Regions from separate parts of the Homo sapiens genome. Here region 2 is linked to region 1. A link is a loop called in an ENCODE intact Hi-C map of the cell type or tissue named here. Cell type or tissue: heart right ventricle. All regions are shown on one strand. Each heading gives the region's core, and the rest is flanking DNA. Links, peaks and the distances in the headings are about the cores only.

Evidence for each region. Hi-C counts contacts between places; a loop is a spot of excess contacts. Peaks named below come from ENCODE experiments on the same cell type or tissue, not always from the same donor. Only the 100,000 strongest peaks of a DNase experiment are listed, where the experiment ranks them.
Region 2: a loop joins it to region 1, with 4 times the contacts of the local background. A loop is called at or near these places in 13 of 110 quality-filtered maps.

What each region holds. Positions count from the first base shown.
Region 1 is chr9:6,262,868-6,278,860 of GRCh38, forward strand. All of the region lies in intron 2 of LOC107987046 (a long non-coding RNA gene), which reads right to left. It also overlaps the pseudogene SELENOTP1. Among named protein-coding and RNA genes, the nearest start is that of IL33, 55 kb to the left of the region's middle. In heart right ventricle, for the core only: no CTCF peak of the experiment used is centred there; a DNase peak (open chromatin) is centred at 9,446; H3K27ac peaks cover 1,138 bases.
Region 2 is chr9:6,208,812-6,224,804 of GRCh38, forward strand. IL33 (interleukin 33) reads left to right here and starts at 6,996. Exons shown (of 8, transcript NM_033439.4): 1 at 6,996-7,041. In heart right ventricle, for the core only: no CTCF peak of the experiment used is centred there; no DNase peak of the experiment used is centred there; H3K4me3 peaks cover 3,654 bases; H3K27ac peaks cover 5,147 bases.

The sequences.
Region 1 (15,993 bases), core at 5,437-13,436:
AGGATGTTCTCCTGGATAATATCCTGCAGAGTGTTTTCCAACTTGGTTCCATTCTCCCCATCACTTTCAGGTACACGAATCAGACGTAGATTTGGTCTTTTCACATAGTCCCATATTTCTTGGAGGCTTTATTTGTTTCTTTTTACTCTTTTTTCTCTAAACTTCTCTTCTTGCTTCATTTCATTCATTTGGTCTTCAATCACTGATACCCTTTCTTCCAGTTGATCAAATCGGCTACTGAAGCTTGTGCATGTGTCACATAGTTCTCGTGCCATGGTTTTCAGCTCCACCAGGTCATTTAAGGTGTTCTCTATGCTGTTTATTCTAGTTAGCCATTCATCTAATCTTTTTTCAAGGTTTTTAGCTTCTTTGCGATGGGTTCGAACATCCTCCTTTAGCTCAGAGAAGTTTGTTATTACCGATCTTCTGAAGCCTTCTTCTCTCAACTCGTCAAAGTCATTCTCTATCCAGCTTTGTTCCATTCCTGGCAAGGAGCTGCGTTCCTTTGGAAGAGAAGAGGCACTCTGATTTTTAGAATTTTCAGCTTTTCTGCTCTGGTTTCTCCCCATCTTTGTGGTTTTATCTACCTTTGGTCTTTGATGATGGTGACGTACAGATAGGGTTTTGGTGTGGATGTCCTTTCTGTTTGTTAGTTTTCCTCCTAACAGTCAGGACCCTCAGCTGCAGGTCTCTTGGAGTTTGCTGGAGGTCCACTCCAGACCCTGTTTGCCTGGTTATCACCAGTGGAGGCTGCAGAACCACAAATGTTGCAGAATGGCAAATTTTGCTGCCTAATCATTCCTCTGGAAGCTTTGTCTCAGAGGGGCACCTGGATGTATGAGGTGTCAGTCAGCCCCTACTGGGAGGTGCCTCCCAGTTAGGCTACTCAGGGGTCAGGGACCCACTTGAGGAGGCAGTCTGTCAGTTCTCAGATCTCAGACTTGGTGGTGTGAGAACCACTACTCTCTTCAAAGCTGTCAGACAGGAATGTTTAAGTCTGCAGAAGTTTCTGCTGCCTTTTCTTCAGCTATGCCCTTCCCCCAGAGGTGGAGTCTACAGAGGCAGGCAGGCCTCCTTGAGCTGCGGTGGGCTCCACCCAGTTAGAGCTACTTGGCCACTTTGTTTACCTACTCAAGCCTCAGCAATGGCGGGCGCCCCTCCCCCAGCCTCACTGCCATCTTGCAGTTTGATCTCAGACTGCTGTGCTAGCAGTGAGCAAGGCTCCGTGGGCATGGGACCCTCTGAGCAAGGCACAGGATATAATCTCCTGGTGTGCCATTTGCTAAGACCATTGGAAAAGTGCAGTATTAGGATGAGAGTGACCCGATTTTCCAGGTGCCGTCTGTTATGGCTTCCCTTAGCTAGGAAAGGGAATTCCCCAGCCGCTTGTGCTTCCTGGGTGAGGCGATGCCTCACCCTGCTTCAGTTCACAATCCATGGGCTGCACCCACTGTCCTGCACCTACTGTCCAACTAGCCCCAGTGATATGAACCCAGTACCTCAGGTGGAAGTGCAGAAATCACCGTCTTCTATGTCGCTCACACTGGGAGCTGTAGACTTGAGCTGTTCCTATTCAGCCATCTTGGAACCAAGACCCCGATATTCTGAAATTCTTAAGTGAAAGTAAGCATATTCCAATCTACCAATGTTGGTATCCGGAGTAGGTCATTACCTGATAATTTTGGTTATTCAAAACTAAGTAATATTTTCAAGAGAAGAGATTGTGTCTTTTTCACCTTTGTACTGTCAGTGCCCATACTGGTGGGTGGCAAGAAGGTGTTCAATGACTTTTACTCAGAATCAAACATCTAACAGGTACCTGCACCAGAACCTTGATCTGATCATTCTGACTCCTTAGGTAGATAACTTTCAACTCAGCTCACTTATTTTCTGTGTTTAAGTTTCCTTTTTTTAAAAAAAAAATTTCCACCATCATTATAGTCAGTATAATTTGATTAAAATATTCAAATATGAGGTGGCATTTTTGTCACTTACCTGTATGTGTTTTCATGGTCCAAATACACATTACTGGAAAGAATTTGTTCATTTCATTGTATCAGGAAGGATAATTGTGTCAAAACTTACTTTTTCCTCATTTTATTTGTCTTCTTTAGGTTTTTATGTATTTACTGACTATCTTGAAATACTGTCAAGAAAATTTTATTTGAACGAGTAAAATGACTTAGAATCGGGAAGAAATAAGTAAGAGTTGAGATTCAGGGGGAATTTGGAAAGAAAATTGCCAACCTAATTTGAAAACAGCAGCTTGATTTAAAACTAAAACAATTTATTCATAATCCCCACTTCTGCAGAACAAAATAAGCCAAAAAATAATTTCAATCCTTGTGCCTCACACTGAAAAATTTCATGATGGATAGAAATCTTCAGCTGCAATCCCATTACTGGGTATATACCCAGAGGAATAGGAATACAAATCTTTCTACCATAAATATACATGCACACAAATGTTCATTGCAGCACTATTCACAATAGCAAAGACACGGAATCAACCTAAATGTCCATCAGTGACAGACTAGATAAAGAAAGTGTGGTACATATACACACTAGAATACTATGCAGTCATGAAAAAGAATGAGATCATGTCTTTTGTGGGAATATGGATGGAGCTGGAGGTCATTATGAATTTATAAATACAAGTAGACTGGGGTCTACTTGAGGGTGGAGGGTGGGAGGAGGGAGATGAACAGAAAAGTTAACTATTGGGTACTGGGCTTAATTCCTGGGTGATGAAATAATCTGTACAACAAACTCCCATGACATGAGTTTACCTATGTAACAAACCTTCACTTGTACCCTCTAACCTATAACAAAAGTTTAAAAAAAATAATTTTAAAAACAGAAATCTTCAGCTGTGGTATGCCAGTGGGTGGTTGGAGTAGTAGGCTTGTCCCAAAACTCCTTCTCCCTTCAAGTATAAGCCTATACAGCCCTGAAATCTCATCTTCTAGCAGTTATACATCAAATAGGTGCCATATGTACTGTGACTTTGCTAGGCACCATGACAGCACAAAAGAAACTTAAGCCATGCTCCTTGTTCACATGGAAATTAAAACATGTACCATATGTATTATTATTATTTTTTTTAAACAGAGTCTCACTCTGTCACCCAAGCTGGAGTGCAGTGGCATGATCTCAGCTCACGGCAACCTCTGCCTCCTAGGTTCAAGCAATTCTCCTGCCTCAGCCTCCCTGGTAGTTGAGACTACAGGTGCCTGCCAGCACGCCCAGCTAATTTTTGTATTTTTTTAGTAGAGACAGGGTTTCACCATATTGGCCAGGTGGGTCTCGAACTCCGGACCTTGGTATCTGCCTACCTCGGCCTCCCAAAGTTCTGGGATTACAGGCGTGAGCCACCATTCCCAGCCCCCTAAAACGTGTACCATATGTATTATAACTCCAACTCTGCAGTACAGTTGTACAAAGGTGAGAAAGATCAGTGTGGATTTGTCATCAGGGAAAGAAATATAACTGAATTGTCTATCCCCATACCCTAACACCCATCCCTATCTATTCTTATATCCATTCTCAAGGTCTTGTTAAGCAGGTTCCTCATGTAGGTCTTAGGTAAAAGGGGTAAATTCAGTTGTTTTAACCCCTTTAGTGGTCAGGATTATATATGGGGACTTAGGAATCTGAGGAAATAAATCAAGAGATGAAAGTGATTGTGAGTTGGTAGAGGGAGGATCGATGAATTATTTCCTGCTGAAGTGCCAAGATGACTGTGATGGTTAATATTAGGTGTCAACTTGACTGAATTGAGGGATGCCTACATGGCTGGTAAAGTATTATTTCTGGGTGTGTCTGTGAAGGTGTTGCCAAAGGAGAGTGACATTTTTGTTTGTTTGTTTGTTTTTGAGACAGGGTCTCACTCTGTCACCTAGGCTGGAGTGCAGTGGAGCAATCTCAGCTCACTGCAACCTCAGCCTCCCAGGCTCAAGTGATCCTCCCACCTCAGCCTCCTGGGGAGCTGGGACTACAGGCACGTGCTACCACATCCACCTAATATTTGCATTTTTTTGTAGAGCCAGGGTTTCACTATGTTGTCCAGGCTGCTCTCAAACTCCCGGGCTCAAGCGATTCGCCTACCTCAGCCTCCCAAAGTGCTGGGATTATAGGCTGAGCCACCGCATCCTGCCAAGATTGACTTTTGAGTCAGTGGACTGAAAAAGGAAGAACCACCCTCAATGTGGGTAGGCACCATTCAATCAGCCACCAGCACAACTAGAACAAAGCAGGTGGAAGAAGGGTGATAAACTTACTAACTTAGTCTTCTCACTCTCTTCCCTTGCCGGGCACTTGCTTCCTTTCCTCCTATCCTCGGACATCAGACTCTAGGTTCTTCAGCTTTGGACTCTGAGATTTGCACTAGTGGCCTCCCAGGGGCTCTTGGGCCTTCAGCCTCAGACTGAAGGCCACACTTTCAGCCTCCCTGGAATTGAGGCTTTCTATCTTGGACTAAACCGCTCTACCAGCTTCTCTTTTTCCCCAACTTGTAGATGGCCTATTTTGGGACTTCACCTTTTAATCGTGTGAGCCAATTATCCTTAATAAACTCAGATAGATAGATAGATAGATAGATAGATAGATAGATAGATAGATAGATAGAGTGTATATATACATTGTGTGTGTGTGTATATATATATAGATATATATATATCTATATATATATATCTATATAGCTATATATATATATATCTATATAGCTATATATATATATATATATCTATATCTATCTATCTCCTACTGGTTCTGTCCCTCTGGAGAACCCTGACTAATACAAAGATGAAATACTTGTCCAAGTTTAATTACAGTCCCTAGCACAGAGGATGCGCCCACAAAGAGATCACGTGAATCAGTGTCCAATGTATTAAGAGCAGGGTTGGTTTGCTGCTTATAGGCTGTGCAACTTTGGTAAGGTAAGTAACCTCTCTCAATATCTATTTCTCCTCTGTAAATAGGGAGTACCAAATATTGTAATTGTCTACCTAATATCCACAACCACCATCCCTACTGCTTTACCAATAGACCCTCATTTTTTTTTTTTTACCAGACAACAGTGCACACAACTAAAAATACACTCTTTCCCAGATTCCCATGCAGCTAGATGGGGTAACCATTTGGCATAGTTCTGGACAATAAAATATAAGCAGGATAATGGTTTAAGAAAAACTTCTTTTAAAAAGACATATTTGACTGGCATGCCCTTTTTCAGTCTTTTACCCCTTCTCTTCCTGCCTGAGCCATAGATAGGATGCTGAATGCAGAGCAGCTAACTTCTGACCACAAGGTGATGAGCATGGGGACAAAGGCCTACAGATTAGAAGTGGCAGGAGGGGCCCGGCCAGGCTCACGCCTGTAATCCTAGCACTTTGGGATGCCAAGGTGGGCAGATCACTTGAGATCAGGAGTTCAAGACCAGCCTGGCCAACATGATGAAACCCCATCTATACTAAAAATACAAAAATTACTGAGTATGGTGGCGCACTCCTGTAATCCCAGCTACTCGGGAGGCTGAGGCAGGAGAATTGCTTCAACCTGGGAGGCAGAGGCTGCATTTAGCTGAGATCACGCCACTGTACTCTAGCCTGGGTGACAAAGCAAGAGTCTATCTCAAAAAAAAAAAAAAGGCAGGAGGGAAAGATGAAGGAATCCTGGTGTAGTAGACAATATTGGTGCTCTGTCCAAATTCCCTTGGATTTCTTTATATTGGATTATTTGATACTATTTCCATATGTGCCACACACCCATACCACCACTATCTTCCATGTTCTTTCAAAATCCAGCATTTGTAGCTCTTGTAAGGATTGCCTTTGTGGTATTGATGCTGCTTTGCCCCCTCGCATGGAGAGATGAAAATGTCTATGAGTTTGCATTACTCCCACCAGCCTCACAAGGCTTTTGAAAGCCCAGCTCCCCAGTTCTTGGGTGGAATACCTCTGTCTTAAATTTCACTCAAAAATTCTCCCATGGGGCTCATGCTGAATCTGCCCTGTTCTGCACTTTAGCATGAGATCACATTCTTAGATTCCTGCTTGTCCCTGCCCTGTCTTGCCCTGCCCTGACCTGACTGCCTTATCAGTATTTCTTGGGAATACTTCCTTAGTAAATCACATTATCATAATCCTTAACTCAGGATCTCCTCCTGGGGAAACTAATGTAAGATACCAGGTCGCATGTGACATTGGAGAGCTGCCATATCAATCTTGTAGTACTAACTGCAAACTTTATGTTGAGAGAAAAATAAACCCATGTTTGCTTAAGCTAGTGTTGGGTTTTCTGTTGAATATGCCTTAAAGCAAACTTAACCCATAGAAGACATGAAGGTAACACCTGCTTCTCAGGCCACTGATAAGAATTGCCTGGCACATAGCAAGCACTCAGTGAAAGTTAGCTTAGAAAAACCAACCAACCCGACTGATAAGAAGAACACTTTTTCTTAGGTACAATTAGAACACAATCAAATGACTCCACAACTTTAAGAGAATTTATTTTCTGAGAGATAAAATACGAAGCAGAAATCAGAAAGATGAAATCTGACAGGTATTAATCTACAAAACGAATCTACGAAAGAAATAGATATTTATTTATACTTCTCAACCTACAAATAGGTTTCATAAATTCTTTCATATATGTCTTAGTTCATTCAGGCCATGATAACAAAATTAACTGGGTAGCTTATAAACAACATAAACTTATTTCTAACAGTTCTGTAGGCTGGGAAATCCAAGATCAAGGCACTGGCAGATTCATTGTCTCGCAAGGGCCTTTTCAACCTAGACAGCATCTTTTGGTCATAACCTTACATGGCCAGAATGGCTACCTAACTCTCTGGAGTCTCTTTTATAAGGCACAAATTCTACTCATGAAGGCTCCACCTTCATGACCTAATAACTTCCCAAAGGTCTCGCCTCCTAATACCATCACCTTGGGGGTTAGAATTTCAACACTTGGGGGGACACAACCATTCGGACCACAGCAATATGCATAGAATATTACATTATAAATATAAAAAATGTAATAGTAAAAATCCTTCAAAAGATCATTGCATAAAAGTGCAGATGTTCCAAGACACAGGAATTGGATAACTAAAAATTTATATAATAATTTATTAATATTAAATAGGTCAGAAAAAAATAGAGAAATCAAAAGTTGTATATTGAAAAAATCAATAAAATTGATAAACCTTTGTCTAGACTGATCAGGAAAAAAAAAGAAAGAGGACACAAATTACCATTATCCATAATAAGAGAGTTAACATCAGTAGAGATTCTAAAGATATTAAAAATAATAAGATGGAAATATTATAGGCATCACTACATCAATAAATTTGACAACCGTAATGAAAACAGACAAATTCCTTGAGAGGCACAGACTACCAAGATTCACTCAAGAAGAAACAGGAAACATTAATAGCCCTCTATCTATTAAGGAAATTAAATGTAAAGCTCAAAATCTCATAAGAAAACTTCAACCTTCATTAGTGAATTCTTCCAAACATTTAAGGAGAAATAATATGAAATATATACAAACTCTTTCAGAAAAACTGAAGAGGAGGAAGTTTTATTTAATTTTTCTATGAGGCAAAATACACTGATATCAAAAACAACAATACAAGAAAACTACAGACCAATGTTTTTCATCAACAGAGACACAAGAATTCTACAGAATTCCATAAAAATTTTAGCAGCCAGGCATGCTGGCTCACATCTATTATCCCAGCACTTTGGGAGGCTGAGGCAGGAGTATCACTTGAGAAAATGACGCTGTCAGAAACAGAAATGAGGAGGTGGGAAACAGAAATTAGTATGAAGGAAGATAATGAGTTTGTTAGGACAGGTTGAGGGTCAACTGACAATGGGATTATTAAATGGAAATACAGTTGGAAATATAATTGGTACATTCAAAAATCTTGAAGCACAGTTGGTAATCAAAACATTAGTTGTCTTCCACCATCCCTTTATTCAACTCCTCCCTCTTATACTTTTCCATTCATTCTTAAGTAATAGACAGTCCTACTGTCATATTAAGTTGCAAATACAGTCTCAACTCAATAATTAGAATGTCCAGTTCCATGAATAGACAAACCTCTGAACTCAGTTTAGCCTCCCAAAGCCTCTGCTGGTTCACTCTGCTCTATGTGGCCCCTCATGGCATGTGGGGTTGCTCTTTCCCCACCCTGTGTGTATATGTGACTAATAAACCACTGCCAATCTCATCTGACCGGTATTGGCTGTTGTGTGTTCAGCCATCTCAAGGTCCTCCCTTTCCTTAACTAACAGAGTGGATAGGAAGTGTTCAGAACAGCTGGAAGCCTGCTGCAGGTTGAGGAAGGAGTAGTTAACAGACATCAAGGACTCTCAGACCCCTGACCCTCTTCATTCCTCACTCCACATTGCCCTCCACACTCCCCTGCCCAAGATCATCAGCTCCCAGGGTTTTAGCTGCCCCTTTATTGACTGATAACTCTCCAGACCAGATATTCTTCCTGAGTTGCAAGCCAGCTGTGCTTCCAATTGCCTATGGAACAGCACCATTTAGATATGATGCATGGTCACTGATCACCTGGACTTTAGGTTACTTCTTTGCATGATCTTCTCTCTCACAGCAAGACCTTTTGGGTCTGTAATATCTGAGACTGAGATAAAAAAGAGACTTGCTTTATCCTGAATTCTGACACCTGGAGTTGCCTGCCTGCCTGTAAGCTTTCTCTTTATCAATCTTTGGACTTTCCTAGTCCCCCCTTCTTGCCTAGGCTGAGGCCCTAAGCTGCTGCTCACTATTCATTCCTGACATTGAGCCTAATATTTGCAAAGGCTGGAGTCCAAAGAGATGTCAGTATTATACAACGTCAAATTTATCTAAGACAAAAATAGTCAGGTTCTGCTTAAGGTACATGACATGATCAAAGCTTCCTTAACACACTAAACCTAAAGAGAAATGTGGCATTTTTATGGACTCAACTGCCAATCACATTTGAGTAGGACCATTCCAGAAACCACAGAACTAATCAATAAAGCAGCCACGGATTGTGGGTTACTTTTGTGTTGAGCCTCCATATTAATAGAAGCATGATAGACAAAAAAGAGCATGAACTTTGGTACTAGAGAGATCCTGGTTCTAATTTCAATTTCTTCCAGCTATGGGACTTCATTCCACTCTGAACCTCAGTCTCTTTGCCTATAAAATGGGGCTAATACATCACTTAGACAGGGATTTTGAGAAGATGGGATAAGGACATGACCGTAAGCACTTAGCACAATGCCTAGCATAAATTAGGTCAACCAGTGTTAATCCTATTTCTCCTCCTCCACATTCATTTATAATTTAAAACCCAACCAGCCTTTTTCTTTCCCCTCAAAAGAGGCCTACTTGTCAAAGAGTCACACTCAAGGAAAACAAACAAAGGAGGAACTGGCCAGATGCTCCCTTAGGTCAGAACATTGCAGCTGTATGAGTCCTCAAACAGAGTGTTTTGTAAGTTAAACACAGCCAAGAGAGCTAACTATGTTTCTACTTGTTGGTGCTGATAATATGATATTGTGCAATAGTGGCCTTTGCTTCTGTTAAAAGAATTATTTTATTCCATGACATTAAACAAACAGTTTGGAATTTTGGAATGAGCCTTAGCTGGGACACTACCAGTTTGGCCTAAACAGTATCTATTCAGTGAGCAATCTTAAGTAATTATGGTAAAGCATTTTAAGGAGAACAGGATGAACTGATTTAGTAATTCAGTTTCATGCAACTACAACTTATTTAATAGAATTTTTCCTATTTTTCCCTGGAACTATCACCAAGACCCCATTGCTAGAAACAAAAACAGTAAAGTACCCAATATTTGAAATTCAGCTATTTGGGGCAGCAGTCTCTCCCTTGACACATCCTTCCCCTTCCTTGTAAAAGAGGACTAAGAGGTGATAGAAGTCATCTTACTTTTTTTTTTTTTAGCAGGGTCTCGCTCTGTTGCCCAGGCTGGAGTGCAAAGAGGTAATCACGGCTCACTGCAGCCTCAACCTCCCACCTTATTAAGTGATCCTCCTGCCTCAACCTCCTGAGTTGCTGTCACTACAGGCATGTGCCACCACGCCTGGTTAATTTTTTTCTTGTTTCTTGTAGAAATGAGGTCTCACTATGTTGCCCAGCCTAGTCTTGAGCTTCTGGCCTCAAGTGATCCTCCTACCTTGCCCTCCCAAATTGCTGGGATTACAGGTGTGAGCCACTGCACCTGGCCAAAAAGTCATCTTTTTGAGGAACACTAAGTTTGTAAAGAGGAAAAAAATCCCCTTCCCTTTATTTATTGGAAACCAAAAGTGAACATTTCCCATAAAATAAAAAAATATGGCTAAATTTGGGGAGCCAGCCAAAGGATACTAATATTTGATTACTTGGCTGGTGCCTGCTCTACTACAGGTCCTGCCCAAATACTACTGAGCCAGGGAAGGCATGTTTAGGAAAGAATCTGGAATGGTCCAATAACAGTTTGAGAAACTTTATAAGACTGTTCTTTCAGTATTTGACAGAATAATTATACCAAAAAAAATCATTAATTATAGAGAAGACTGACAACACTATCAACTAAATTGACCTAGTGGACATTTACAGAACACTCTACCTAACAACAGCAGAATATACATTATTTTCAAAGCACCTAGAACATTCACCAAGAAACACAAAACAACTGAAATCACATTAAGTATGTTCTCAGGCTGGGCGCAGTGGCTCACACCTGCAATCCCAGCACTTTGGGAGGCTGAAGCGGGTGGATCGCTCGAGGCCAGGAGTTCAAGACCAACCTGGCCAACATGGCTAAACTCCAACTCTACTAAAATACAGAAAAAATAGCTGGGCATGGTAGTCCCCACGACTGTAGTCCTAGCTACTCCGGAGGCTGAGGCATGAGAATCTCTTGATCTTGGGAGGTAGGGGTTGCAGTGAGCCGAGATCATGCCACTGCACTCCAGCCTGGCCAACAGAGTAAGTTTCTCTCTAAAAAAAAAAACAAAAAACTTACCTGACCACATTAGAATTAAATTAGAAGTCAATAAGAGAAAGATATTTGGAAAATCTCCAAGTATTTGGAAATTAAACAATACTTTTCCATAACTATATACCCCAAAAAAATCACAACGAAAATTAGAAAATATTTTATTTAAATGAAAATAAATGTAATATGTCAAAATAAGTGGGACACAGCTAGAGTAATGTTTAAAGGGAAGTTTACAACATTAAATGCTTATTTTAGCAAAGTCTCAAATCAGTGCTATAAACCTCCACATTAAAAACTAGCAAAAGAAAAGCAAATTAAACCCAAAGCAAGAAGAAAAGATATAATAAATGGGAGAAATCAGTGAAATAGAAAACAAACAAACAAACAAAAAAACAAATAAATAAGCCCTGGTTCTTTAGATAGCTCAGAAAAACTGATAAACCTGCCACTAGACTGGTCAACAACAACAACAAAAAGATGTAAATTATCAATATCAGGAATGAAAGAAGAGGCATCACTATCAATCCCATAGGACAATAAGAGAATACTTTTAAAATATTTTTGTTAATATATTTGAAAGCTTACATGAAATGGACAAATTCCTTGAAATCATTACTCACACTCACTGAAGAAGAAATAGATAATTTGAATAGCCATGTTTATTAAAGAAATTGAAATCATAGTTAAAACTTTGCCACAAAGTGAACTCCAGGCCTAAATGACTTCACAGGTGAGTTCTAGCCAGCAATTAAGGAAGAAATTATACCAATTTTACACAAACTTTTCCAGAAAAATAGAAAGGAGGGAAACAAAAACTCATTTTATGATGACAGCATTATCCCCAATAGCAAAACCAAATATGTTTCAAGAAACTAAAACAGAACAACCAATATCCTTCCTGAATATCAACTCAAAAATATTTAACAAAATATTGATAAGTTGAAACCAGTAATATATAAAACATAATACATTATTAAATGTGATTTATTCCAGGTATGCAGGGTTGGTTCCACATTTGAAAATCAATCATAATCAAATTCATTATATCAACAAATTCAAAACCAAAATGATATCTTAATAAATACAGAAAAGGACTTGCAAAATTCAACATCCCTTTGGGATTAAAAACTATCAGCAAACTAGAGATAAAAGGGAACTTCCTCAACATGATAAAAATCATCTACACAAAACATAAATTTAACCTCATCTTCAATTCTGAAAGGCTGAATGCTTTCCCTCTATAGCAATCAGCAAGGATGTCTGTTCTCACTATGTCTATTTTAATATTGTACTGGAGATACTAACCAGCACAATCAGGCAAGAAGAAGAAATAAAAGCCAATAGATTAAAAAAAAGCAAAACTATCTTTATCTGCAGATGACATGATCTTATATATTGAAAATTCTAAAGAAGCAATGAAAAAAAGTTATTAGAACTTACAAGTAAATTTAGTAAGGTCACAAGACATAGGGCCAATATACAAAAATGTATGCAGTATATATTTCTTATATACTATCAAAAAATAATTATAAACTAAAATGTGAAAAAATATATACAATAGAATCAAAACAAAAAATACATAGGAATACACTTAACAAAATATTTCAAGGCCTATACCACAAAAACCATAAAATATTACTGAGAAAAGTTCTTAAAGATGTAACTAAATGAAGAGCTATACCACATGTATGCATAGAAATAATCAATATTAATATGTTAATTCTTCCAAATTTATCTATAGATTTAGTGCTATCCCTGTCAATGCCACAGCAAGTTTTTTCAATAGAAATTGATAAGCTGATTATAAAATTTAAATGAAAATCTCAAGGACCTAGAAGAGACTCTTAAAAAAAGTTTAAAAGAGCACTTGAAGTCTCACACTACCTGATTTCGAGACCAGCTACAAAGCTACAGTAATGAAGACAATGTGACCTTTAAAGATAGACATATAAGTCAGTGGAACAGAAGAGTGTAGAAATTGCTCCAACCATATATGGTCAATTGCCTTTCAACAAAGATGTAAATCAGTGGAGAAAGGATGCTTTTTCAACAAATGGTGCTTGGATAATTGGACATCTGTAAGAAAGAAAGGGGGGAGAAAGGGAGGAAAGGAGGTAAAAAGCAGGGAGGGAGGGAAGGGAAGGAAAACAAGGAAGGGAAGGAGAGGAAAGAAGAAAAGGTAAGGAAGCGAAGGAAAAAATGAACATCTGTCTTTATTTCATGTCACACACAAAAATTAATTTAAAAAGACACAGACCTAAATACAAGAGCTAAAACTATAAAACTTCCCTAAGAAAACGCAGGAAAAAATCTGTAAGAAAGAAGACATCTGTAAGAATCCGTAAGGGCATCTGTAAGAATCCGTAAGGGCATCTGTAAGAAAGAAGACGGAGGGAGAGAGGGAGGGAAGGAGGAAAAAAGCATGGAGGGAGGGAAGGGAAGGAGAGGAAAGAAGAAAAGGTAAGGAAGCGAAGGAAAAAATGAACATCTGTCTTTATTTCATGTCATACACAAAAATTAATTTAAAAAGACACAGACCTAAATATAAGAGCTAAAACTATAAAACTTCCCTAAGAAAACGCAGGAAAAAATCGGCACCTGACGCTGAGCAGCCGAGCATGCGACGTGGCCTGCACCTTGCACAGGGCCTAGGAACCCGTGGCCGCCTTGAGGGCTGAGGGTGGGCACTACCGACGCTGCCACGACCAGGTTCAGCCCTTGTTGCACAAATTCACCAAAAAAAAAGAAAAATGAATGGATAAGAGAAAATGGTATTGGAACAGTGGGAATCAGCAATTTTGCACAGGAAGCTTTTTGGGAGATGTTTACTGTAGTATGCCTGAAATTGGGACAAAATCGAACAAACGAGACTAGTTTAGTGCTTTGGAAAGTGTGAAAGCTGCTACTGAACTTTATTCTCCTCTATCAGAAGAAGTTACCAAAATTAATGAAGCTCTTGTAGAAAATCCAGGACTTGTCAGTAAATCTTGTTATGAAGATGGTGGGCTGATCAAGATGACACTGAGTAACCCTTCAGAACTAGATGAACTGATAAATGCAGAGGCATATGAGAAATATGTAAAATCTACTGAGAGGTGAAAATGGAACCCCTAGAAAAACTAGTATGAAACAAAATTATTTAAAAAGAGTACACACTCTATGATTCTATTTATATAGCATTCTAAAAAGCCAAACACTATATTAGACAGTAGTGGTTGCCTAGGGCAGGGATGGATTACAAAAGGACAACCTTTTGCAGTGATGGAAATGTCCTATATCTTGATTGTGGTGGTGGTTATACATCCGTATACTGCTAAAACTCATCAAACTATATACTTTAAAATGATGAGTTTTACTGTATTAAAACTATCCCTCAATAAACCTGACTAAAAACTAAAGTAGAATGGCAGTCGGCCTGATGCCATGCAGTGTGGAATTCACGTACTAGCCTGTGAGTGAAACCTTTTGACATTTTTAGAGAGAACTGAAAGTGCAATGGTTTTTATAGGGTCTTTTTGTTTGTTTGTTATTAACCAATTTGAAGTCTGGTACAATGCTAAATTCCGCAGTGGGACTGGAATTTGGTTTGCCTAGAATAACAGGAAAACAAACTGCTGCTTATAGTGAGAGGTGGTAGAATATAATGGTTAAAAAGAAAACATGATTAAAATAAGATGCAACTACACACCTATTCAAATGGCCAAAATCCAAAACACTAATAATATCAAATGCTGGCAAGGATGTTGCGCAACAGGAATTCTCATTCATTGGGGGTGGGAGCAAAATGATACAGCCACTTTGGAAGACAATTTGGCAGTTTCTTACAAAACTAAATATAGTCTTACCATATAACCCAGCAGTTTCGCTCCTAAATAATTACTCAAACACTTAGTTAAATTCTAGTCAAATACTTGAGTTAAAAAATTAAATCCACATAAAAACCTACACATGGACATTTATAGCAGCTTTATTCATAATGGCCCCAAATTAAAAGCAACCAAAATGCCCTTCAATAGATGAATGGGCAATCCAGACAGTGAAATACTATTCAGCAATAAAAGGAATGAGCTATTAAGTCACAAAAAAATATGGAGGATCCCTAACTTACTAAGTGAAAGAAGCTAGTCTGAAAGGCTACATACTCTGATCCCAACTACAGTCATGCACCACACAATGACATTTCAGTCAGTGATGGACCATATATACCACTGTATCACATAAGATTATAATGGAGCTGAAAAATTCCTATTACCTACTTATGACATAATCATCATAACATCCTAGCACAACACATTCCTCATGTTTGTGATGATCCTGGTGTAAACAAACCTACTGCACTGCCAGGCATATAAAACTATAGCACATGCAATTATGTACATAACTTTTTACATACACAAACATTGTACAACTGTATAAAAGTATTTTATTTATATCCTTATCTATAAGCTTTTTTCTATTTTTTAAATTTTTTAATTCTTTTTTTTACTTTTTAAACTTTTTTGTTAAAAACTAAGACACACACACCTTAGCCTAGGCCTACACAGAGTCAGGATCGCCAATATTACTGTCTTCCACCTCCACATCTTGTCCCACTGGAATTTCTTCAGGGGCAATAACACACATAGAACTGTCACCTTCTATGATAATGAGGTCTTTTTCTGGAATACCTGGAAAAATCTGCCTGAGGCTGTTTCACAGTTACCCTGAAAAAAACATAGAGAGTGGCGGTGTCTGTGATGGTCCGGAGCGAGGCCTCGGCCAATCTGGGTGGCGTGCCCAGCGAGATTAAAGATGCAGTACGCCACGGGGCCACTGCTCAAGTTCCAGATTTGTGTTTCCTGAGGTTATAGGCGGGTGTTTGAGGAGTACATGTGGGTTACTAGCCAGGGGTACCCAGACATCCGTATTGAAGGAGAGAATTACCTCCCTCAACCAATGTATAGACACATAGCATCTTTCCTGTCAGTCTTCAAACTAGTATTAAT
Region 2 (15,993 bases), core at 2,951-10,950, 57 kb before region 1:
GAGAATAATGCCACTGTGAATTTTTCATAAATGTCCTTTATCAATTGAGAAAGTTCCCTTCTTTTTCTAGTTCATTGAGGGTTTTTATCATTAAAGGGTGACAGATTTTGTCAAAAGCTTTTTCTGCATCTATTGAGATAATTATATGGGTGGGGTTTTTTCCTTCATTCTATGGGTGTGATTTATTACATTGATTGGTTGTTATATGTTGAACCACTCTTGCATTTTTGGTATAAACCTCACTTAGTTATGACATAGAACCTTCTTAGAATGTTGCTGGATTTATGCAGCAGTTCTTATAGGGCAGGTCTACTAGTGATGAACTCCCTATGTTGCCCTGTTTTTCTTTATCTGATAACATCTTAATTTCTTAATGTCTTACTTACTCTCTCATTTTTAAAGAATAGTTTTTCCAGATATAGAATTTTTGGTTGACAATGTTTTTCTCTCAGCCTTTTAAATATGTTGTCCCACTGTCTTCTGGCCTCCATGGCTTCTGAAGAGAAACTAGCTGGTAATCCTACACATGAGTATCCCTTATACATAGTGAGAAACATCTCAGTTGCTGCTTTCCAGATTTGCTTTTTGTCTTTGGCTTTTAACCGTTTGGTTATAGTGTATCTCAGTGTGAATCTTTTGAGTTATCCTGCTTGGAGTTCATTGAGTATTTCGAATGTTTAAAATCTTGGTTACTAATCAAATTTGGGACATTTTTACCATCATTTTGCCAAATATTCTCTCTGTTCCATTCTCTCTCCTTTCCCTATAGGACTCTCATTGTCCACCTGTTGGCATGCTTGATGATGTCCTACAGGCCTTTTAGACTCTGCTCATTTTTTTCCCATTCTTTTTGCTTTCTTTTCCTCGGACTGGACCATTTCAATTAACCTATCACTGGTTCTTGCTTCTGACTGCTCAAATCTGCTACTGAATCCCTCTAGTGAATTTTTTATTTCAGTTATTCTACTTTTCAACCTCAGAATTTCTATTTGGTTCCTTTTTATAATTTATATCTATTATTTCTATTATTGATATTCTCTATTTGCAAAGACATAATTTTCATGGTTTCCTTTAGCTCTTTAAATATATTTAAGACAGCTGATTTAAAGGCTTTGCCTAATAAGTCATATATCTGGTCTTTCTCAAGAATGATTACTGTCACTTTTTAAAGTCCATACTTCATTGTTTGAGTGTCTCATAATTTTGTGTTGAAAGGTGGACATTTTGCACATTATAATACAGTAACTCAGGAAATTCAGTTCTCCACATCCCCATGGTTTGTTGTTGTTGCTTGTAGTGGGTTGTTGTTATCTGTCTGTTTAGTGACTTTTCTAAAACATTTTTCTACAGTCTGTATTCTTTGTTATGTGTGGTCACTGAAGTCGGTGTTCCATTAGCTTAGTGGTCAGCTAGTGTTATGACAATGATTTCCTTAAACAACTAGAGCCAAAAATAGAAGCTGAAGAAAGAAAAAGAAAAATTATTCCCCTAGTGTTTTCAGATTGGCTCTGTGTTGGGACATGCCTTCAACGCATAGCAAAGCCATTTACAACTCTGCTTTGGTCTTCACTTCCTGCTTGCATGGAACTTGAAAGTCAGCCAGAGGTGAAAGCCTGGGGTCTTCTCAGGACTTTTCTGAACATGTCTACCTTCCTAGCAATGAGTGTTGTCTTCTTGATTCCCCAGTATATGTGGGAACTTTTCAAAGTCCTTATTCCCCTCATGTATCTCCTTTTCTAACCTCTTTCTTCCCTGGCTTTTTTGATATGTCTATTGCTTGTTCTGACTGTTATCCCTTGCCCCAGGCTGCTGCAGCCAATACTTTTACCTTTTAATGCCTTTGGCAAATGCCACCTGAGAAGCCATGCCAGCCCTGGAAACACTTTGAATCAGATGAAACAAAGGCAACTCGTCACACTAGTCCTTAAGGGAGCCCCCAGACAGGCTGAAACACACAATCACAATTATTTGAGAAAAAGGTCCATTTAGTCCCTCTGGCACTAGCAGCATGCACCTGGAATATGGGCGACCATCCTGATAACTGCCATTGATCTGGGGGATGGCAGATGAGGGATAGCAAGTAGGCAATTTAAAATGCCACAGCACTCTCTTCTGCAATGCATCAACTTCTTCTTTCTTCATTAACTTTTCCATGGCTGTCATAAGCTTTCGACTATATGCAGAGTTCTGTGAAAGTTGATTTTGACAGTTTTCGCCAGCTTATTAGTTGTTTTTGCGGAGAGATAGACCTTGAAGTTCCTTATTCTGCCATTTTTGGTGACATCAATTGAAATAATTCTACAACTGACTTGATAGATAAGAATATGTTTAATTTTGCAAATGTTCCATGTGTGCTTGAAGGGAGTATGTATTCTCTGCCTGTTGTATTGTGTTATTTATATATCCATGTGTCCCAGCTCATTGTGTCAACCAAAATTTCTATATTCTTCCTAATGCTTTTCCTGCTTGACAACGTTGCTAAGACATAACAAATTTCCCATTAGGATAATAGATATTTGTATCTCTCTCTGTAATTACTTTTATTTTCATTTTATGTAGTTAAGACTGTGTTAACAGGTGTTTGTGGGTGGGGATTTATTTCTTCCCAATGAATTTAATTTTATCATTATTCAGTAGCCTCTGTTTTGTTTTGTTTTGTTTTGTTTTGTTTTGTTTTTGAGATAGTGTTTCACTCTTGGTCTATGCCTAGGCTAGAGTGCAGTGGTATGTTTAAAGCTCATTGTAGCCTTAAACTCCTGGTCTCAAGCACTCCTCCTGCCTCAGCCTCCCAAGTAGCTGGGACTACAGGCATGTGCCACCATGCCTAGCTAATTTTTAATTTTCTTTTGTAGAGACAAAGACTATATTGTCCAGGCTGGTCTCAAATTCCTGGGCTCAAGCAATCCGCCCACCCCAGCACCCAAAACACTGGGATTACAGGAAGGAACCATCATGCCCGATATATTGGTCAGGGTTCTCTAGAGAGACAGAACTAATAGAATAGATATATAAAGGAGTTTAGTAGGTATTAACTTACAGAATCACAAGTTCCCACAATAGGCTGTCTGCAAGCTTGAGGAGCAGGAGAGCCAGTCTGGGTCTCAAAACTGAAGAACTTGGAGTCTGATGTTCGAGGGCAGGAAGCATCCAGGACAGGAGAAAGATGTAGGCTGGGAGGTTAGGCTAGTCTCTCTTTTTACATTTTTCTGCCAGCTTTATATTCGCTGGAAGCTTATTAGATTGTGCCTACCATAACTAAGGGTGGATCTGCCTTCCCCAGTCCACTGACTCAAATGTTCATCCCTTTTGGTAACACCCACACAGACACACCCAGGATTAATACTTTGCATCCTTCAATCCAATCAAGTTGACACTCAGTATTAACCATCACACCTGACCAGTAACTTCTTTGTATCTTTAGTATATGTCTCTTTAAAACAGCATTACATGGATCTTTTCTTTTCAAGTCTAAGTATCTTAGCTTCTTCGACTGGCACCTTTAGTCCATGTAATGAGATTATTGACATATTTGTGTTAAATCTATCATGCTTTGTTTTTTCTCTTGGTATTACCTTTACTATGCTTTTTTGTCTCTTCTTTCTTGATTTCTGCTGGATAGACTGCTATTTTTTTCTCATTCTGTTTTTCTCCTCTAATCATTTGGAAGTTAGTTATATGTCCAATTTCTATTATTCTGAATTTTTTCTAGAAATTTAAAAATGAATACAGAGCTCAAAATTCAGCAATATTTTTACCCTCTTCCTGAGCAATACAATATACTTGAGAACTCTCATTCCTATCATCATCTCTCCAGACATATAGGCTATTTTTGTAATGTATTTAGTTCTAGTTTGTTTTTCTTAACCTTACAAGATATTATTGTCAGTATTTACCGTTAATATGTCTTAGCATTACCTCAATATCTATCATACTTTTGATTCTTCAATTCTGCTTATATTCAGGCCTACCATTTGGGTTCACCTTCCTCCATGTGAAGTATACCCTTTAAATTTTCATTTTTTAAGGTCTGTTGGTAGCAAAACATCAATTTGAACTTTCTTCCTTTGGGAATAAAATTGTGCAACCAGATCAAGTATATGTCTATGAGTCAGCAAAATTTTAGACAGTCACCCATATACCTTGCATCTACCCTGAAAGGAGGAAGTTAATAAGGCAGATTTGGGATTTGGGAAGTAGTGGGGTTAGGGATGAAGAACTATAAAAGTCACAAAACCTGGGGTAACCATATCTCAGTGTTTTCCTATTATTCTGGTCAAATGATTAATAACATTCTTTTCATTCTCAAAAATTTATGATTCAGATAACAAATTATACGATTACTAGAATAAAGTCTGTATGACCTAACCCTTAGTCGTCCTGCCTTCTAGAGCCATGCTTTCATCTTCATTCAACTAGCTACTTGAATAGCATGGAGTAACTTGTGGCAGTCCAATATTACCATTGAGTACAACCAGAAAGGCAGATCAGGAGAGAGCTGCTGAAGCACGAAGGATGAGGGGCTAAGATTCCATGGAGAGATTAGCTAACAGTAGTTAGCTACTTTTTAATAGTTACGAGAGCATTGGCCAAGGCAGGGAATCTGTATTTTACCAAGGTAGGAGGTCACTGCCAGGAGACAGAGAAATCACTGTTGATCGGTGTTGTGGGAATGAAGAGACAAAATTGGAAATTGGAAGGGCCAGGCCCCCAGCAAGAAGAGAGGGCTGGAGAACTGAACCTACATATAATGAGTTTCCTCTTCAAAACACTTGCCGAATTACGCAGCTGCATGGGGGCAAAGGCAAAAAAAAAAAAAAAAAAAAAAAAAATCAGCCTCTTAAAAGCAGAGCTGTGGTTTTAGCAGCCTTTTTGGTTTTGTTCTTGTTTCATAAAAAGTCAAGAGTTATAGTTCATGACTGCTGGGAGAAAATTGAATAATTTTTAGAAATTGTTTCATCCAGGCCAGACACAGTGGCTCACGCCTGTAATCCCAGCACTTTGGGAGGCCAAGGGGGGCAGATCACGAGGTCAGGAGATCGAGACCATCCTGGCTAACACAGTGAAACCCCGTCTCTACTACAAAATACAAAAAATTAGCCGGGCATGGTGGCGGGCGCCTGTAGTCCCAGCTACTCAGGAGGCTGAGGCAGGAGAATAGTGTGAACCTGGGAGGCGGAGCTTGAAGTGAGCTGAGATCACGCCACTGCACTCCAGCCTGGGCGACGGAGCGAGACTCCATCTCAAAATAAATAAATAAATAAATAAATAATTGTTTTATCCAAAAAAGAGCATAAGCCAGGGGGACAAAATAGCAGAGAAAAAAAGTAAGATAGTAGAAGCAAATTCAAATATATCAATAATTACAATAGATGTTCCAGTTCAAAGACAAATTATTGTCAAACTGGGAAAAAAAACCAGTATACTACTTATATGTGACACATCTTTAATGTAAGGACACAGAAAGTTTGAAAGAAAAAAGATGAAAAGAGATACACTATGTGAATACTAACCAAAAGAATGTTTGCAAAGCTCTGCTAATGGAGAAAGCAGACAAATGGACAAAGCAGACTTTAAGGCATGAAGCATAATTAGAGATAAAAAGAGAAATTTTTGAAATAATGAAGGAGGGTTCAATATACATAATAAAGATACATTATTCATCCTTTGTAATTTCCTCAGTATTTGCAAGAATTCCCAGAGTAGAGTATGCTAATATTCCCTTGGCTGTTACTTGTCACCCCTCCCTCCTATTTATTGCACACAGCTCAATTCCTGATTCATTCTTGTCATGTTGGCATCCTGTCCGCTTGCTTCACTGCTTTATCCAAAGGGCAGACATAGCCATCTTTCTTCATTACTCACAAATGCAACACTATGGCTTGTAGCAGATGATTGCTCAGGTTTGGGGATGATTAAAGGGGATTACTGCACAGAAAATGAAACAACTTTAAACAAGATAACAGAGTTCCTTAGTTGTTTTTTCCAAAGGGGACTCCATCATAGTCACATTTTCCCAAGCCTGGTCAGCCATCTGTTGCTGTCTCATTTTCTCTTTCCCCTGGATTCCAGAACCCTAACATTCTATCCTTCAACATGCCATGAGAAAAACTAAAAAATTCCTATTTCATTTTACAGTAAACTTTTTTCTGCTGCCCCTTTGTTTCAAGGTCACCCTTCTAATCTTGTAGATTGAATGGATGTAGAGGCTTGCTAGGGTAACAGTCCATCACAATATCCTTCTAAGTACAGCAGCAGTCTTCCTTCCAATGTGTGATCTTAGGATGTGGAATCAGTCCAAGTCTTAAAAGAGCATTACTTCATCCCTTTATTTTCTGCTACAGATGCCAAACGAGATGGAGAGAGGGTGAGTAGGAGCAAAATTTCTCATGAGGTAAGAAGAACAACTTCTCATGGGATCTATAGTACAGGATTTGCTTTTGTGATAAAGTATTATCTTCTGCGAGATTTTTGAGATGAATAGAAAGAAAAGATGAACAGTGGGGAGCAGGAAAGCCCGTCAGATATGTTGGAATACAGAGTATTTCAGAGCTTTTATTTGCAGACGAGCTGCTTATTACTGATAGGCCAAAGGGGGTCGCAAATTTCTATTATAAAGGAATTTGGAAGAATACACTGATCTCTTAATGAAGTTTGTAAATTAAGAAGCCAACGGCCAAAAGTGAATATATAAATGGCAACAGAATTTCAAAATGGACAGTGCTGAAGTTGAAGTTTAGGAGTTCAACTCCAAAGAGAGCCAAAACATAAAGTTTAGGGGCAGAAGAAGAATCATAATTGCTGGTTTAAAATATTCAGATGGAGGGAGGACGCAGAAAGTAGTGAGCCTTAGATGTTGACAGAATTGTAACTCTGTTGGCTCTTTACATGAGATTTCAAGCCTGCTAAAATCTCACCCGCCCAGATCTCCCTTCTAAGGCAATTTGGGTCTCTGCCAAACTTTGGCTAATAAAAAGAGTCTACAGACTCCTCCGAACACAGAGCTGCAGCTCTTCAGGGAAGAAATCAAAACAAGATCACAAGGTAAGACTGAATATTCTGGGAGATTTTTAGTCAGATTTTGCAAAGTTAAACCTTGGGAACCATGGAGAACTGTGTTTTTTTTTTTTTCCTGAAAAATAAATGATAAGGCCAATTTGTTATTATTGCTAATAGCAGTAAAAGTCAATGACAATAGCTGTTACTAACTTATAATTCCATTTGCTTTCCTTTGGGTGATTTGTAAAATTAATAAATTGCTGAAAGAGATTGTAATAGTTTTTATAGTAAATTCTGCCCCCTCCATGAAACTTTATTTTATTTTATTTTATGTTTTTTAAGAGATGGGATCTTGCTCTGTAGCGCAGGCTGGAGCACAGTGGCGTGATCCTAGCTCACTGCAGCCTCCAATTCCTGGGCTCAAGCAATCATCCCATCTCAGCTTCCCAAGCAGCTGGAACTACAGGCACACGCCACTATGCCTGGGTAATTTTTTTAGTTTATGTAGAGATAGGGTCTTTGCTTTGTTGCCAGGCTGGAAACTTTATAAAGCAAGTTGATAATTCTACTTCTAACTCCTAATGCTTACTCAAGACAAACATGCTTGCAATTGTTTACAAGTGGTTTTCAGTAAAAGGGGGACATCACTAAGTGTGGTGGTTCAAGCCTGTAATCCCAACACTTTGGGAGGCCGAGGTGGGTGAATCGCCTGAGGTCAGGAGTTTGCAGCCAGCCTGGCCAAGAGGATGAAACCCTGTCTCTACTAAAAATACAAAAACAAACAAACAAAACTAGCTGGGTGTGGTGGTGGGCACCTGTAATCCCAGCTACTCGGGAGGCTAAGGCAGGAGAATCGCTTGAACCCAGGAGGTGGAGGTTGCAGTGAGGCAAGATCATGCCATTACACTCCAGCCTGGGTAACAAGAGCTAAATGTCATCTCCAAAAAAAATGATGGAAACTTTGAATAAAAAATAGCTTCACAAAGAGGATTAGAGATGCACTAAATGAAGTAGTTTGGAATTGTTCTTTAGTTCTTTTTTCTTAATGGGACCTGACCCTGGACTTTAATCTCTGATCTGCACAGACAAAACCAATTCACTGAAACCATGGCATGGCAGTGAAGAGTTTAATTGACACAGGGCCAGCCAGCCATGCCACAGAGGATTCAAAGTTATTATTCAAATCTCCCCAAAAATTTGGAGGCTAGGGTTTTTCAAGGTTAGTTTGATGGGCAAAGGGCTTAGGGGAATAGGTGCTGCTGATTGGTTGGGAATAAAATCACAGGCATGTGAAAAATGGTCCTCGTGTATGCACTGAGTCTATTTCTGGGTGGGAGCCACAGAGTAGTCACTGGTCATCAGAAATGCAAAAGCCTGAACAGACATCTCTGAAGGTCAATCTTAGCTTATACAATAGTGATGTTATTTACAGTAGTCACTGGGGAAGTTGCAAATCTTGTGACCTCCAGAATCATGGCTAGTAATCATTTTACTATGCCTACATCTTAGCAGAATTCAGGACCCTCTCAAACTCCTAACTTGGTGGTCTTTCATTATTTTTACCAAGGTGGTTTACTTTTGGTGAAGGGTTATTATCATTTAAACCATACCCTAAATTTCTCCCAAAGTTAGCTTGGCCCAAGCCCAGGAATGACCAAAGGCAATATGGAAGTTAAAAGCATGATGGGGGTTGGTTATGTCAGATCTCCTTCACTGTCATAATTTTCTCACTGTTATTTCTCACTGTCAGTTTCAAATACAAGAATTGAGAGGTACCACCCCCTCAAAAATAAACTTTTGTGGAAAAACAAGGAATTGATACCCTAAGTGGAGAAATTCAAAAGCTCATCAGTTTTGCTACTATTCTTCATTTACAGACTTTCCTTTGAAGATTGTTTTCTTTTCTTTATTCCTTGCTTTCTGCCTCCTCACAATTTTCTCTGCCTTTTCTTTCCACACATGAATATATGCCTCCAGACTATTTTAATTAAGAAAATAGCACAAATCCAAAAGTATGTCCTGTGGCTGCATACAAGTCAGAGACTTGAGAGTGAAGTGTCTAGGGCAAAGACCCGTATTTCCTCCTCTGCACTGTGCTTCTCCCGCTGAAGCATCCTTCTGTGCCACACTGGGGTCCTATACTGTTTCCAACAGTCTTACTTATTGCTTCTCAAATTTGTCTTTTGAATACTTAATGCTCCTCTTTTGATTTCCACCCAGAAAATGTACCTCTCTGAGTTCAGAAAACTTCAGAATCCTCTATTTCCCAAAGTTTAGGGTGATTGAACTGAATCACACAGCTCGGTATTGTCTGAAACAGTTAAGAACTTCTAGCACAAGCATCGCACTTTCCTCAGCTCATATTTCACATTTTCTCCATTCTTCTCTGAAAGGATCCTGGACCTTCTACCAATCTTTGATTGGTTACTTCATAATTGATTTCTTAAGTAACCTAGATGTTTATCTCTTTCACATCATTGTTTAGCTTACAGTATCTACAGCCAGAAAGCACCTCTTTCCCTTTCCCATTTATAGAGAGAAAAGAATCCTGAGGCAAACTTTCACTTAGGGATTGAAATAGCCAGAACTGAAAACAATGGAAGAGATTGAGAAACAGGAAATGTCACTCTTGGCCAGGGTTTCCCAGTGATTAAGGAAATAGAGCTTACAACTAACTTCGGGGAAATAGGCATGAAATTCAATTGTGAAAAGTTAAGCTCCATCAGGGAATTAAATCATTACAGGGAAATACTGAAGAAGGGTCAGCATTGAGATAATATATATATGCATATATATATATACACATATATATTCTCCCTATATATATATTTTTTCTCCCTATACATATGTCCCCATATATATATCCCCATATATATATGTTCTCCATATATATATATGTTCTCCATATATATATATGTTCTCCATATATATATATGTTCTCCATATATATATATGTTCTCCATATATATATATGTTCTCCATATATATATATGTTCTCCATATATATATATGTTCTCCATATATATATGTTCTCCATATATATATATGTTCTCCATATATATATATGTTCTCCATATATATATATGTTCTCCATATATATATATATATATATATATATATATATATATATATATATGTCTACATCAGAAAATTTATATGTCAGTAAATCTGATACCATAAGGGTTTTTCTGGAGATGTCAGTCAGACTGTGCCAAAATCAATGTATCTTTCATTCAAGTTGAAATTTTGGCAAACATGGTGGAAATCAAGAGGTTCATTGGAATTCACCTTCTTTGTATCTCAGTTTGTAGCAGGAACATTTAGAAACATTAAGACCAAATATAAACTCCTGAAACAGCAGAAAGAAAGGGACCTTAATTCTATCAACAACAAAATGATTGGGTTGGGTTCAAGAACTTCAGGAAATCATGGTAGAACGTCTAATCTCTTCGGTTTCCTGTAGATTCTCTGGTGCTGATGTCTGCAAGCAAAAGTAACTTTTAAGGGGACACAACCTTAGTGGGCCTCAAAAAGTTCAGGCAAAGTTCAGTATGCAGGGAGTGGTAAGGGGGAGTGAGGAATTGGGGGCGCTTCCTCCCTATAGCGGACTCCTGGCACATGCTGCTCATGTTATTATCGGTAGATTACAGTATACCTACGAAGGTATTTATTTTTGTTTTGTATTTTTTAAGTGAAGAGTGCAGTATAGCATAATAGTAAAGACACAAATTTTTAGAGGCAGTCAGGCCTCCAGTCCATCATCCATCATTGACCAGCTGTGTAATTTTGGATCTTACTTAACTTTCCTGAGCCTGAATTTTTTTCTCTTGTGTAAAATGTGAAACAAACAAGCAACAAAATCCCACTCAAGACAGGTGTTGTGATGGGTAAAACAAGTTAGAAGCAGTCATCAAAGGTAATTTATTAATCACTGACCATTTACTAAAAGTGAGACATTTATCTTCCACATTATCCCTCACAGCACCTCTGTGAGGTAAATATTATCTCCATTTATGAAATTGAGACAGTGGGATTTGAAAAGATTTTAATACTAACCCAAAATCATAAAGTCAGTAAATTTCAGATCAGAGATTAAAGTCCAGGGTCAGGTCCCATTAAGAAAAAAGAACTAAAGAACAATTCCAAACTACTTCATTTAGTGCATCTCTAATCCTCTTTGTGAAGCTATTTTCTTATTCAAAGTTTCCATCATTTTCAAATATGAAAATATTGATGAAGTGACATTAAAACCTTCTGTCTATTTCCTTCAGGGCTACATTCACCTTTTGCCCTAGGGAAAGAGTTCCTGCCAGCCATTGTTCTCTTCTGTAACTTTTTTTTGCCATTCCCATTGCTATTTCCAGAACTAAGAAGTTCACCCACAAACTTGGCTGAGCGCTTTACTTTTAATCAGCACCCAGTTTACATCTAATTCCCCTCCACTTTGAACATTCCATAAATTAAATGATTGTCATAATTTTCCCTAGCCATATTAGTGCATCTGAGACCTTTTGCAATGGTAAGAATGTTTTGCTCATTATTTCCGACATAGTTCCTAGCAAAGATTCAATATTTCCTTAGAGTTTAACAGAACTTCATAGTTTTGTGTGTCTGCTGTGCTCAAATCTCAGCCACTCTAACTTCTTAGCCTGCTGGCTTATTACTGGCAATTGTTTAAGAAATGCTATTTAAGCTGTTTGTAATTTCTTTTTAGGGGACTATATGCTTTTCTCCACTTGTTCTTTTCTTTGGAGAATTATTAGACCCAAACATGAACTTCCTCAAATCTGAATTTATTAGTTCCAAAGTTTTTCCTCCCTAAATTTTATTTTTCCATTATCTCTTATACATATATATTATTTGTCCACATTCTTTAGCAATCCTGTTTAACAATACTTGATCAGTAGTCAGCATAACTGCTTCATATTTGTAAATTATTGTTATTGTTATTATTATTATTATTTATTTTTGAGACAGAGTCTGTCACCCAAGCTGGAGAGCAGTAGCTCGATCACAACTCACTGCAGCCTTGACATCCGGGGCTCAGGCTATCCTCCCACCTCAGCCTCCTAAGTAGCTGAGACCACAGCCATGTGCTGCCTCACCTGGCTAATTTTTTTACATTTTGTAGAAATGAGGTCTCACTATGTTGCCCAGGATGATCTCAAACTCCTGGGCTTAAGTAATCCTCCTGCCTCAGCCTCTCAAAGTGCTGGGATTACAGGTGTGAGCCACTGTACCTGACCCATAATTGTTAAGTTTCCTTTAGTAATATTTCATTCTAAACTTTTGAACAAGTTTCAGGCACAGAAATAAGTACCAATATTCATTCTGATGTAATTTGGTGACTATCTCCAGCTTCCTGTTTTTTCCCCCATAAGAAAAAAGGTCCATATTACCTGCACGTATGGTGGCATTATTTTTTCTTCACTGACTTATTCAAGAGCCATATGGTTTGTGGAAACTTAATCACAATTGTCAGTATGTGGTGGTCATTTAATATAAAAAATTAGATGCTATTAACTCAAAGGAGTATAAGCTGTTTTACAAAAAATGTTTGGAGGATACCGTGCCTAGGACCTGACAGGTAATGCTTACATCTGGCTGTCCAATTATTACTACTTTCCATTATGTCAAGTGGAAGAATTTCTGCTCAGTGCTATAAGGCCCATGAAAGCAGATTCAACATTTAGAAGCATTAAGGTCATTTGCACTGTGATGTGACAGAAAAAAATATTTTTAAGTCTTTATATTTCTTAATTCATAAAAGTATAAAACTTAGAAGTCTATTATTTTGTCAGCATCCAATTTTTTTCTAGGCATTTATGGCAAAAGCTGGTAAAAGAGCATCTGGGTTTAGACCCGTTGGTTCTCCTTACTATCTAGGTGGAACCATGCAGCAACTAGTAACCTCTAGAATGGCAGTTCGCTGTACATATTTTATGAAAAGTGTCTTGGCAAAGGAAAGGCTACCAATTATATTTATTTCTCTGTGCATCAGTGGGTACACTCAAGAAGAAGTCATATCTGTCCAGAGTGGGAAAATAATTTAGCCTTATCTTTGGGGAGAAGAGAGGTGTTTAACAGAGTCTTTTCATTTTAGTAGCTTTCACACTAAGCCCAGCTACCAGGTAAGTAAGGCTGAGCCAACTAAGAATTCCACAGAGAAATAATGAAGTCAGCAATTTGGGGAATAGCTGGAGTAGCCCACAAAGGAGGCAAAGTGAAAAGCTTGTCATACCATGGTGGTCAAGCTTCCAGACCTTTGAGTTGCATTTTTAGATCACCGCACAAGGCAGTTCTGTTAAAACTTTATGGAAATGAAATATCCAGGGTGCAGATTGTGGCTTATTTTATTCAGATAAATGACCAGGAAGTTTCATATCTATGAGAAGAAAGCCTCTGTACTCTTCAGTTTTAAATGGCTTGTAATAATCAAATTTAATTTCATCTAACAATGTTGTGTGTTAGCAGGCAGCCATTTGGTTGTACAATAAAATCTCATGCTTTCTACCCAGGTGATATTCAAAATATTTAATAGCTGGCATGGCATTAGCAAAGAGAAATAAGAAAGGAACCAGCCTTGCAGCATACCAGCTAAATACCAGCATTGAGAGGGACTCTCATTTTGGCTTTTGACTATGCCAGCTAAGTTGAATGGTGTGGCAGTGAAAGTGTTGTGGAATATATTACATGCTTTACAAAACTTTTCATAACCTGTTCTATAATATCAGTTATTTCTGTCGCTATTCAATAAGCATATCTCAAACATGAGAAAAAAAGCCTGCAAAAGTTATGCTTTCTGTAACTTTAGTCTTGGCACAAGGAAAAACTTTCACATATTTTTTGTTTTAGTCAAATTGTCACAATTTAGCACATGGAATCCCCTTTATACTAGCCAACTTGTTCTTTTAAAATATAACCACAGAATTTTAAATAATGCATTCCTGCTTTCAGGCAGCAATTTCTTTTTAATTTTGAAAGTGTTGATGTTGTATTAACTGATTTTTTTTTTACTTGGTAGCTACATTTGTTCCTGGAGAATAGGGAACAGTTGACTTTATGAGTAGAATGTTAACTGAAGATTGATTTTCTTTCTTTCAAGCTTTTTAATTCAGAAATATATCATACACATAAACTAATATGTGGAACGCATATGTAAGTGTAAGTTCTGGAGAAAAATAATAAAACAAATACCTGTGTATTTATCATCCAGTTTAAAAAATAGAATATTCCTTATACCTTTGAAGGCTCCTCTGTGTCACTACCTAATTGCATCTCCTTTGGTTTCCCCCAGAGGTAACAACCAAGAATTTGTGTTTATTTTTCCTTCCTTTACTTTAGAATTTTATGAAGTTTGATTTTCAAAGTCTTGGCAATTCATTTCATTTTGTCACTATTTGTCCCACAATGACTTAAGGCATGATTTACATGTATATGATATTCATAATCATTTTATAGACAAATTTATAAACACAAAAATTTTTTGTAAATGAACGTAACTGATGTTTTACTGTTTTGCAAAAATAGAATAGTAATAACAGTACTATTACTGGTAATCTGCACTTTTTTTTTTAAAAGAGTACCTCAAAGAGTTACTTATAAGTTTTTAAAATCTTGTTCTGATACAAAAGATTTTCAGTTTATTTTTTCTATTTTTTGATATATCATGTTTTTCTATCATATATAATATTATTTTCTTGATTTTTAGCACAGGAATTTACATATCCATGTTATACTAAAATTTTCTTTAAAACATAACATTATTTAAACATTAAAATGTTTTAAACAATTCAACCATAAAGATATTATTAAGGCAATGTCCAGAATACATTAGTTGTTTGCCATTTCTTTAAAGGATTTAGAAAAAGTCAATGCAGATTATACTTACATGAAAAATAAAGATAATTTATATCACTTGATATACTTTTAGCTGCAACTGGGGAACACAGAACTGAACAAGGCTTAAAACTTAAGGACACTTTTTGCTCGCTTAATCAGAAGTTTCGTCGGGCAGTTTCAGAGTTGGTGTCAAAAATCAAGGATATCATCAAGGACTCAGGGTCTTCCCACCCTTCTACTCTACCATCCTCAGAGCATCTATGATCTCTCTTCATGGGAAAAAATGGTTAACCCAGCTCTGAGCATCAGATACTCAGAGGAGCCAAAGGAGTAGAAGCCAAGAAGCGCTTACTCCTCACATGCCCCTTATTTCAAGGAGAAAAATGTTCCCAGAAGTCCTAGGCCAACCCCTTCTCTTGGTCCTAAATTTTAGAGACTAAAGTCCTTCTTTCCCTATTTATATAAGCACTTAATTCATCCTTTCAGAAACTCCTCTTGTTATTCCTTGCTATTTCCTAAAGCTGCCTTCAGATGAAGGCTCCCAGAACCAATTCCAGTAGCATCTAGTGGCATATCTATGTAGTGGGAATAGAACTTAGGCACACTTTCACTGGCTCTAACTATATAACTGTAAAATCTGGAATTAATATCTTATTAATGTTTTATGTGTTTGAGAAATGTGCCATACCCAAATTAGCCTGCTTTTCTACAAAGGAACTAATTTAAAGATATATATTGCATCCTGTTTTGAAGATGGGTATCAAAATCCAAAGCTTTGCCATCTGAAAATCTCATGCTTCTCTTTCAAAACAAACAGCAAATCAGCTGATAGGATTTAGAGTACTGCCCAAAGAACTATTCTTGTTAGCATTTGTAATTAAGTCATGCAAACCACTTTAGGCTTTAGAATCTGGGTACTATTCCCAGAATCAAAAGTGACTTAATAGGCAAGTTCTCACCCTTGGTTAAGCAATCTGTTTGATTGTATTGTTGCCAATTTCAAATGCTCTCCTACTTTTTGGCATGTATTTGTGGTGAATTATGAATAGAAATAATTTTTCATGCATACATGCACATACATGCAATAGTATCTTTTCATGAACAAACAGGGTGATACATTTTGATATATCGGCATTACCTACCCTTGCAAACTGT